Regions from separate parts of the Homo sapiens genome. Here region 1 is linked to region 2. Evidence: read pairs that join two places in POLR2A ChIA-PET (ENCODE). Cell type or tissue: Panc1. All regions are shown on one strand. Each heading gives the region's core, and the rest is flanking DNA. Links, peaks and the distances in the headings are about the cores only. Region 1 overlaps ZFAND4 (zinc finger AN1-type containing 4). Region 2 holds the start of WASHC2C (WASH complex subunit 2C).

The links. ChIA-PET counts read pairs that join two places held together with the same protein. Peaks named below come from ENCODE experiments on the same cell type or tissue, not always from the same donor. Only the 100,000 strongest peaks of a DNase experiment are listed, where the experiment ranks them.
Region 1: POLR2A ChIA-PET joins it to region 2 with 6 read pairs; 3 of 35 experiments call an interaction of 5 or more read pairs at or near these places.

Annotation. Positions count from the first base shown.
Region 1 is chr10:45,649,877-45,655,255 of GRCh38, forward strand. It overlaps ZFAND4 (zinc finger AN1-type containing 4), which reads right to left. Exons shown (of 10, transcript NM_174890.4): 3 at 3,108-3,183; 4 at 2,090-2,157. Among named protein-coding and RNA genes, the nearest start is that of ZFAND4, 20 kb to the right of the region's middle. RefSeq lists an enhancer at 4,720-4,819. In Panc1, for the core only: no CTCF peak of the experiment used is centred there; no DNase peak of the experiment used is centred there.
Region 2 is chr10:45,723,762-45,729,067 of GRCh38, forward strand. It overlaps WASHC2C (WASH complex subunit 2C), which reads left to right and starts at 3,505. Exons shown (of 31, transcript NM_001330074.2): 1 at 3,505-3,559; 2 at 3,656-3,778; 3 at 5,101-5,265. The coding sequence starts at 3,557. LOC107984227 (RNA guanine-N7 methyltransferase activating subunit-like) reads right to left here and starts at 3,421. Exons shown (of 1, transcript NR_199876.1): 1 at 991-3,421. RefSeq lists enhancers at 2,731-3,476, 3,477-4,221 and a silencer at 3,196-3,245. In Panc1, for the core only: no CTCF peak of the experiment used is centred there; a DNase peak (open chromatin) is centred at 3,220; H3K4me3 peaks cover 1,781 bases; H3K27ac peaks cover 890 bases.

The sequences.
Region 1 (5,379 bases), core at 138-5,137, 74 kb before region 2:
GCCATTACCACAGTCACATGAAAGCCTTTCCTAAACCAGCACAGGGTGCCTTACTCAGGCAAGTGTATGTGTGGATCTTCTCATAACAGAAAAATCTTTCAGATTTTATCAGCTATAAAACAATATATATGAAGTTTGATATGCATTGGGCACAATTTAGTTTTAGAAAAGAAACATTTTAATCTTTCTATGCTGCTTTGATAATAGTTATTTCAAAAACAATTTTTTTTTATTTGTATTCGTTTTTTGAGACAGAGTCTCACTCTGTCACCCAGACTGGACTGTAGTGGCGCAGTCTCCACTCACTGTAACCTCTGTCACCCAGACTGGACTGTAGTGGCGCAGTCTCCACTCACTGTAACGTCTGTCTCCCAGGTTCAAGCAATTCTCATGTCTCAGCCTCCTGAGTAGCCCGCCACCATGCCCAGCTAATTTTTGTATTTTTAGTAGAGATGGGGTTTCACCATGTTGGCCAAGCTGGTCTCAAACTCCTGACCTCAATACCACTGCCTGTAATCCCAGCTACTCGGGAGGCTGAGGCAGGAGAATCACTTGAACCCAGGTGGCAGAGGTTGAAGTGAGCAGAGATCATGCCACTGCACTCCAGCCTCGGTGACAGAGCAAGACTCCGTCTCAAAAAAAAAAAGAAAAGTAAAAAATATATATATTTACCTCAGAATCTGTATCACACTCCTCATAAACATATAAAATAATTTTAGTTCTAATAAGAAAAGTAGGTGTTTTGATTAAACACTTTGGTTTAAAGTAGTACTACGCACAAATAACCAACTTTCAAAAATGTAATACAATAGAGTTCACATGGCATTAAACACTATATAATTCTATCTTAACATAATGGTTCAGTAAACACAGGGTTCTTGTGCTACTTCAAGAGTTATTACTATAAACATCACATAGTTATTACTATAAACATTTATAGTTATTACTATAAATGTCACATAGGACAATTACCTAAATCCAATTAATTAAAAGTCTCTGGTATCAGGAGTGCTAAAAGGCCCTAACATTATTAACTTTGTTTTTCTCTAACCTATAAAAAGCAGTCCAACAGCCAAAGTAGCATATCTCATTAAATCCTCTTGAAATAGCTAAGAAAAAGATGGCAATAATCCTATTTTCTAACCAAAATTATTAAACATAGGGATATAATTTGACATGTGGAAGCAAGCCAGGAGTAGAATCAATACTTATCCTTCGGTTTTCTGGTTAGTGAAGGATCAAATAAATCTGAAGGACTTCCTCAAAATGAGGTCCACAGAAGAGGATGCTCTGACTAGTCTCCTCCACTTCATGGGAATTCATGTGACATACCTGACTCAGGGACCAATGTGAATACTGCCGTCTCTTCTTGTGCTTAATAAAACCCTCTCATCAATCAAGTCTCCACTAATGTCATCTTTTTCGAGGGCCCTTCCTACCCTATTTTCTGCATAGCACTTACAACCATTAGGAGTTACATCGACTCTTTACACATTTATTGTAGGCACTGTCATGAAGCAGAGACTTTCTCTCCCATGTCTACCATACTTGGAACATTGCACTGACCATTCAGTAGACGCTCAATACGTATTTGTTGAATGAATGACTGGATTTCAGAACTACTTATATTCTGAGAAAGGATGCAACCGGGGCCATGATAATATCCATGAAACCCAGACACATCACAAACCAGGTAAACAGGCAATGTTGGAATTTTGCAAAACGATCATCATCTTGGGATTTGAAGATCTGGTAGATTTAAAAATAAACAAGACTCGTATGAAACTAAACACAATGGTAAAGTAGTATTTATAGTATGTCATTCCATTTCTGTTCCCTATACTGGCAAAAGGTTTATTTTTAAACCTCTCTGAATTGGATCAGGAATCATGTGATTTTTCTGAATTGTATTTTAGAGTTCCAGCCTCTAGGCATTTAGGTTTTAAAGAACAATGCCTAGAGAATCAAATGTGATTTTTCTAAGACCTAATAGCAGAAAGGAAACCTAAATAAAACCTGAGGCTATAAAAATACTAACTGACATAAAGAATGTTACTGTCAAATTGCTTTAATATATATATATGCCTACCTCTTCTAGTATTTATAGGTCCGCCACGCATAGCCAAAACTAGCTTCAAGGTACACCCTTCTGAAATGCTGTGGATAGTTAACACAAAAATAAATCATAATCATCAAAATGCATTCAGTTAAATGTACACATAATTATGTGCTGGCTTATCAGGCAGAGTGGCCACTCTCTAAAATATAAAAAGATATAGCAATGTAAATACATATAAAATGTTAACATATTTACTGGTACAAATAATAAAAAAGGTGAAACAAATTCTCATAAGCCATAAAGAAATCCAAGAATAAACATACTGGAAAAGACCTCTGTGATTACGTGTTTTAGCCTGTTCATTTCACATTAAGGAAAAGGAGGCCCAGAGAACAAAAGTGGCATGCCGGAGACCCAAAGTGCAGAAAATAGCAAATCTATTTAATAAAACAGAAAATAGAAAAATAACAAGGTCTCCTGACTCTCAGTGCTCTTACAGCTATTCCACACTGCCTCTTATCCTTTTACTCTTTTCTTAACAAAAGAGTGATGAATTATGTGAAAGAGGGGAGAAATAAGAGAGACAAAGTGTCAGAAAGTACGTTGGTAGTCACTGGTGCACACAGCATTGCTTAGTAACAAAAGGAGGGCTTAATGAGAAAGGAAAGACTTTGGGAAGAACAATTCTCTCTTATCCAAAACTCTTGTAAAAACAGAAAGAAAGGAACATAGCCAGGAAGGAATGGTTCAATATTCAAAGAAAGGAGAAAAGTAGGCAAGAAGATAATAGGAGGATTTCAAAAGGCAGGAGATAAACAGCTTGACATGAAAAATGAAAAGGGAAAATAAATGTATCAGAGGATAAAGGTTAAAGTAGTATACAGTACCAAACTAATGCATCTAAAGTTCAGGATGTATAATGAAATCTAGGAATGTGAACTATTCAGGAGAAAAACAGACATGATCTAAGAGTTCAAAAGAAAAACATTAGCATATGGAGTCATAATACTAAGTGCCTACAAAACAGCCAATATGCAATTACACTCACTTGTAATCATTCAAGCAATAATCATTTTCAAGTTCCATGTTATTCCAAATTAAGTGTTGTCGACAGATGGGAATACCTTAAGGGAAAGTTATTAAAAAAAAGTGTTAAAGAATTCAATAGCATCTCCAAAAGAGTATGATACAAATCTATTTCATTAAGGAACTAAGAGCACTAAAAAATTAAACATTCTTCTAAATTGAATGCTAGGTGCTAAAATTTACAGAATCATAGGTAGAAGGCATGCCTAAAAGGAGATATAGTCCAATCCATTCACTGTAGAAAAGAACAGCATGTTGCAATAACTCTCTGGTCCTAAAACAAGGTATAAGATAGGGATCCCTTTAAAAGGCAAGATATCATGCTCCTGCACAGCAAAAGAAACTATCAACAGAGTAAAGAGATGATCTACAGAATGGGAGAACATATTCACAAACTATGCATCTGACAAAGATCTAATATCTACGATCTGTAAAGAACTTAATTCAACAAACAAAGAACAACCCCATTAAAAAATGGGCAAAGGACATGCATGAACAGACACTTCTCAAAAAAAGACATATATGTGGCCAACAAATATATTTAAAAAGCTCAACATTACTAATCATTAGACAAATGTAAATCAAAACCACAATGAGATACAAGCTCACACCTGTCAGAATGGCTATTAATAAAAAGTCAAAAAATAACTGATGTTGTCAAGGTTGAGGAGAACAGGGAACGCATACACTGCTGGTGGGAATGCAAATTAGTTCAGCCATTGTGGAAAGCAATGTGGAGATTTCTCAAAGAGTTTAAAACAGAACGACCATTGAACCCAACAATCCCACTACTGGGTATATACCCAGAGAAAAATAAATCACTCTATCAAAAAGACACATGCACTAGTATGTTCATCACAGTACTATTCACAATACAAAAGAGATGAAATCAATCAAGATGCCCCTGCAACAGTGGACTGGACAAATAAAATGTGGTGCATATACACCACAGAACACCATGCGGCCATAAAAAGAATAAAATCATGTCCTTTGCAGCAACATGAATGCAGCTGGAGGCCATCATCCTAAGAGAACAAATGCAGGAACAGAAAACCCAAATAACATGTGTTCTCACTTATAAGCAGGAGCTAAACACTGAGTATATATGGAGACAAAGATGGGAACAATAAACACTAGGGACTACATGGGGAGGGAAGGGGATGTGGGTTGAAAAACTACCTATCGAGTACTATGCTCACATCCTGGGTGACAGGATAATTCATACACCAAACTTCAGCAACACACAATTTACCCACGTAACAAACCTACCCATGTATCCACTGAACCTAAAAGTTGAAAAAACAAAAAAAGATATTGGGCTGGGCACAGTAGCTCATGCCTGTAATTCCAGCACTTTAGGAGGCCGAGGCAGGTGGATCACGAGGTCAAGAGATCGAGACCATCCTGGCCAACATGGTGAAACCCCGTCTCTACTAAAAATACAAAAATTAGCCAGGCATAGTGGCAGGCGCCTGTAGTAGCAGCTACTCTGTAGGCTGAGGCAGGAGAATCACTTGAACCTGGGAGGCAGAGGTTGCAGTGAGCCGAGATTGCGCCACTGCACTCCAGCCTGGCAACAGAGTGAGACTCCATCTCAAAAAAAAAAAAAGATATCATGAATCAGGCCTGAAGAGTTTAGTATTTGAGGCCTAAAATGGAAATCAAAAGCAAGCAGGAGTAGCTATTCTTATATCAGAGAAAACAGAGTTTAAAGCAACAATATTACAAAAAAAGACAAAGAAGGTCATTATATAATGATAAAAGGATCAATCCAACAAGAAGATATTACAATCCTAAATATATATGCACCTAACTCTTGAGCTCCCAGATTCATAAAACAATTGCTATCAGGAAAAGAGATAAACAACAACACAATAATAGTGGGGGACTTTAACACTCCACTGACAGCACTAGACAGGTCATCAAGCCAGAAAGTCAACAAAGAAAAAATGGACTTAAACTGCACTCTAGAACAAATGGACCTAACAGATATTTACAGAACATTCAACCGAAGAACTGAAAAATATACATTCGTCTCATCAGCACATGAAACATTCTCCAAGATAGATCATATGAGAAGCCACAAAAAAGTCTCAAAAATTTTTAAAAAATCAAAATTCTATCAAGTATCCCCCCCAGACCACAGTGGAATAAAATTAGAAATCAACTCCAAAAGGGAATCCTCAAACTATACAAATACATGGAAATTAAACAATCTGCTCCTGAATGATTTT
Region 2 (5,306 bases), core at 307-5,306:
GGAGGTGGAGGTTGCAGTGAGCCAAGATCGTGCCACTGCACTCCAGCCTGGGCGTCAGAGTAAGACTCTGTCTCCAAACAGACAAATAAATAAATAAATGGGCTACTCTATTCAGGAGAAATTCAGATTTTGGAGTCACAATGTTTCAGTGATAAATTCCAGGGTGTGGGACGTAGATTAAGGGTGTTAAGTTCGTGGCCACTGAAGTTACCCATGATGGTGTTACATAAAATCCAAGTTTGGTAATTGGCTCGCCTCAATTTTACCAACCAAGTTCCAAGTTCTAAAGTGTGTATGTGTGTGCGTGCGTGCGCGCGCGCGTGTGTGTGTGTTTTAATGAATGTGGGGGAAGTGGAAGAGGTTGGTAGATGGTGACTTAAAAATGAAGTCCCCTTAAGACTCTAAGACTGTTTTTGCAGACAGCAGTCTTAGTCTTCTTCCAGGCTGGAGTGGAGTGGTGCAATCTCGGCTGACTGCAACCTTGGTCTCAGGGGCTCAAGCGATCATTCCACCTCATTCTCCTGAGTAGCTCGAACTACAGATCTATGCCGCCATGTCCAGCTAATTTTTTTTTTTTGTAGATATGGGGTTTCACCATGTTTCCCAGGCTGGTCTCGAACCGCCTTGGCCTCCCACAGTGCTGGGATTACAGGTGTGAGCCACCACGCCAGCCCAGCCTTAGTGTTAACACTGTTATAGGTTACTGTAACATATTGGCTCACAGTGTGTGTTCTCGGGTCTGCCTCTTTCCTGGTTACCTAATCATAAGTAAGTTACTTCTCCTTTCTGTACCTCAGTTTCCTCAACTATAATTTGGAAATAATATTTCCTCCCTCATAGTCATTGTGTGAATTAAATGAACAATGTATAAAGTGGTAAATACTGAACACTTGATAAATGTTAGCTATTATTAAAGGAGAGACTGATATTTAAATGATTACAATACAATGTAATACCTTAGGATAAATACATCAAAAACAACTTTTTTCCTTATTTATTTTACAGCTTTATTACTGATTTCCCTCTAAAAAGAGACCCAAATAAATGTGGAGCGACTCATTATAGAGTAAGGAATCACAAAGTACCATAGTCACGTAACAAAAGCAAAAAAAAAAAAAAAGCAATTGTTTTACCTTTCAACTGCTGATGTTATGTACAATCTATCACAAGAAGCATAGCTGTGCATTCATGAGCTGATTGTATTAACCTCTAGAATTTTAGAAACGAGCACATCTAAGCATGTGGATACTCTCTTACCTTACAAAGTAAAAGCAAGCATTTTCTATTTTAAAATTTTTATATCTGTGTAAAACGAAGAATTCCTGGAGGTCAAATAAGAAAAATATACCAAACTCAAAACACTATTAAGTCATGAAACGAAGACTCTGAGGTAGAAGTCAAGCAATATAATCCACAATTTCAGGTATTCCCAGCAACCATCGCATCTCGCAAGTAAGATGTATTTTTTTTTAAAGTCTCAACTTCCAAAAAATCAATAATCCATTCTGTAAAATCAGATGTAAAACTATGACCGAGCCGGGCGCAGTGGCTCACGCCTGTAATCCCAGCACTTTGGGAGGCTGAGGCGGGCGGATCACGAGGTCAGGAGATCGAGACCATCCTGGCTAACACAGTGAAACCCTGTCTCTATTAAAAATACAAAAAATTAGCCAGGCGTGGTGGCGGGCTCTTGTAGTCACAGCTACTCGGGAGGCTGAGGCAGGAGAATGGCATGAACCTGGGAGGCGGACCTTGCAGTGAGCCGAGACTGCACTCCAGCCTGGGCGACAGAGAGAGACTCCGTCTCAAAAACAAACAAACAAACAAACAAACGACAACAAAAAAAACCAACTATGACCGACAGAAGACACCCAAACTTTTGTCGTGGTAACACAGTAAATGCTTTTACTAAAAGCTGCCAACATTTCTATCGTAAGGGGGCAGCTGGTTGTAACCTTAATGTCCATATTGGTCGGGATAGTAAGGTTCTTGTCTGTGTTGCGGGTAATTGTTACCGCAGGATTGTCCACGCCACTGATTGGATCGATTGTCACTTGGCCACCCCCATCTGCCGTCCCTGCCTCTGAACTGTCTGCTATCTTGCAACCGATTGTCTCTGTTTCTTTGGTTCCCACCAGCTCTGCTATTCCATTCCTCAACAATTGGAGAGGACTCAGGAGGGCGTTTCAAGTATTCCTGATACTCCTCGTCATCTTCTGTGAATCTACTAGCAAACATCTCTTCAAAATTTGGAACAGCTTTGGCAGTGTCAGTCATTCTGAAATTCCCAAAGATTTGAGGCAGCTGTATTGTTTAATGTTTAGGTTGTTTAAATCCGCCAAGGGCTGTGTCTATCTAGCTCGGGCCGAACCCCGCCAGCGAGACACTAAGAGACCGCAGGAGAGGTGGCCTCTGGCCCACCACACCGTGGAACTCCAGACCACCCCAGCTCTCCAATGTAGCGGAGACCCTTCCGCTAGCCATAGAAAATAACTTAAGTCACTTAAGCTGTACTTGGGGTAATCAGGTTATTTAATGAGGTGATAACTGAGGTGACTACAAAAGAAAAGTCTGGGATTGGGTGTGTGAGCAAGGTGCATGGGGACAGTGGTATGTTCTAGGTTGAAGGCTCACCCTAGGCCAAGCACCGTGGCACCTGTTTTACAATATCATAACTTTAATATCACATCCTTGCAAGATATGTAGCTTCGTTTTACTGAGGAAAGCTCAGAAAAGTTAAATAACTCGCCCTTGGGCACACATGACTGGAAAGAAATTGGGATTTTTATTTTAGTAAGTAAGTTGGTCAGGCACAAGGGCGACTCAGCAGAGGGAACTTCAAGGAAGTGTGAGACAACAGCTGGAGCCCTGAGCTGGGAGAGTGGAGGACGAATTATAAAGAGTTTTATGCCTGCCATAATGAGAAGCTTGTCCTTGAACTTGAGGGGAATGCTGAGAGTGCAAAGGACTTTAAGCAGGCCCTACACAGTGGCAGCCAAGCAGGTCATAAAGAGCAAGATGATGCCCAGGCAGATCAGGGATTCTCTTATCTACAGAGCGTCCGCCTACCAGCTCCTTCACAGCAGCGGATTTTGCTGCAAGAGAAGAGGCAGCAGGCCAGGCCTTTTCCTTCGCCCACAGCGCCTACGTCGAAGGCTCCCAGGCTGGTTGCTCCACTGGCTGCTTGAGGTCCCCTCTCTCCAGACCCGCCGAACTGGCGGCCGGTGCTTTGGCCGATCCCGCGCCGCTGCCTCGGGCCTTGGGCGGCAGCGCCCCCCGCCCAACCCGCCTCTGCAGCGTTCCTGGCGTCAGCCCCTATCCTCCAGCTTCCTCCGCCCCAACCTAGGGTAGAACCCCAAACTCCAGTCCCAGTCCACTTCCGCAGCTTCCTCCCCTCAGCATCGCAGGTCGGATCACGTGCGGGTTCTGTCACGTGACATCAGGTCACGTGAGGCCGGTCACGCCCCGGGCAGCTTGGCTGGGGCTAGGCTTCCGGGGCTCTGCGGTCCTCGGCCTGTGCTGGCAGCCTCGGAGCCCACCGAGCCGGGCGGCTGGGATGGTGAGGGCGGCGGGCCGGAGAGGGGCCGGCCTGGGCTGGGGCCGCCGTCCCTGCCGCCCTCAGGCTCAGCCTCTCTTCTCGTTTTTTTCGCTGCAGATGAACCGGACGACCCCCGACCAGGAGCTGGTGCCGGCGTCGGAGCCCGTGTGGGAGCGGCCGTGGTCGGTGGAGGAGATCCGCAGGAGCAGCCAGAGCTGGTCGCTGGCGGCCGACGCGGGCGTGAGAGGCGGGCCCCGGGGACGCGAGAGCGGCAGGGGTGACGCTTGGCTTGCGCGCAGGAGGGCCGGACCGCGACTGCCCCTGCACCTGGCCCGTCCCGTTGCCTGCCCTCTTAGGAACACACGCCCCGTTTAGCCCCCGAGAATGCCACCCTGGCAGTCCCCGGCCACCAGGGAGAGGGGCAGACCCTGACCGTGGCCCAGACGCGACGTTCCCTTCATGGGGTTTCTGGCTCAGCTCCATCCGGAGGGGAGATCCGTTTCCGCCACACTGAGGGATTGCTCGGGCACTAGGGAGGCGATTCCTGTTGGGACCTGGACTAAATGGGGTGGGAAACAAGCCAGTATGTGGATATCCTTTAATGGGATTCTTCAAATCGGGGGCCCAAAAAGCTCAGAACTGTTCGAGTCCCAAATGAATAGGATTTTTGAATAAGAGTGGTGGTTGATTAGCTAACCCTTGGTCTGTGATCTCTGTAGATTGACAACCAAAGAGGACTTTTAAAAGGAGACAGGGTTTTGCCCTGTCGCCCAGGCTGGAGTGCAAGTGGCTCGATCTTGGCTCACTGAATCCTCTGGGGTTCAGGTGATCCTCTCACCTCAGCGTCCTGAGTAGCTGGGACTATAGGCGTCCACCACACCTGTCTGATTTGTTTATTTATTTAATTTTAGTAGAGATGGGGGTCTTGCTATGTTGCCCAGACTGGTCTGCAACTCCTGGACTCTAGCGATAACCCTGCCTCAGCCTCCCAAAGTGTTGGATTACAAGCGTGAGCCACCATACCCAGTGCCAAAAAGGGATTTTAAATTTTTCCAGAAACGAGATAGGTGTCCATTAGCTCACTGCCACTCTTTTGATGAGCTTTCTTAGTGTTTTCCAATGTCACTTGGTTTTAGTACTTGTCAAACCAGCATTCCGGCCGGGCACAGTGGCTCACACCTGTAATCCTAGCACTTTGGGAGGCCGAGGTGGGCGAATCACGAGGTCAGGAGTTCGAGACCAGCCTGGCCAACATGGTGAAACCCCGTCTCTACTAAAAATACACAAAATTAGTTGGGCGTTGTGGCGGGCACCTGTAATTCCAGCTACTCGGGAGGCTGAGGCAGGAGAATCGCTTGAACGCGGGAGGTGCAGTGAGCCGAGATGGCGCCACTGTACTCCAGCCCAGGCAACAGAGTGAAACTCTCTCTCAAAAAAAAAAAAAAGCATTTCTTTCACATTCTAACACTCAAAGGTGAAAGGAAATGGGTTCTTTTTTGATGTGACATGCAGAATAGTTACATGTAACATTGATACTACTGTATGTTTATTTTTTAAAATAGCTACTACAGTTTCTACAGGAATTCTCACAGCAAACTATCTCTAGGACCCATGAAATCAAGAAACAAGTGGACGGACTAATCCGGGAAACCAAAGCCACAGATTGTCGCCTGCATAATGTCTTCAATGACTTCCTTATGCTCTCTAATACCCAGTTCATAGAGAATGTGAGTTATTTAGTTATATTATAATTCCTTTTTTGGGAGTA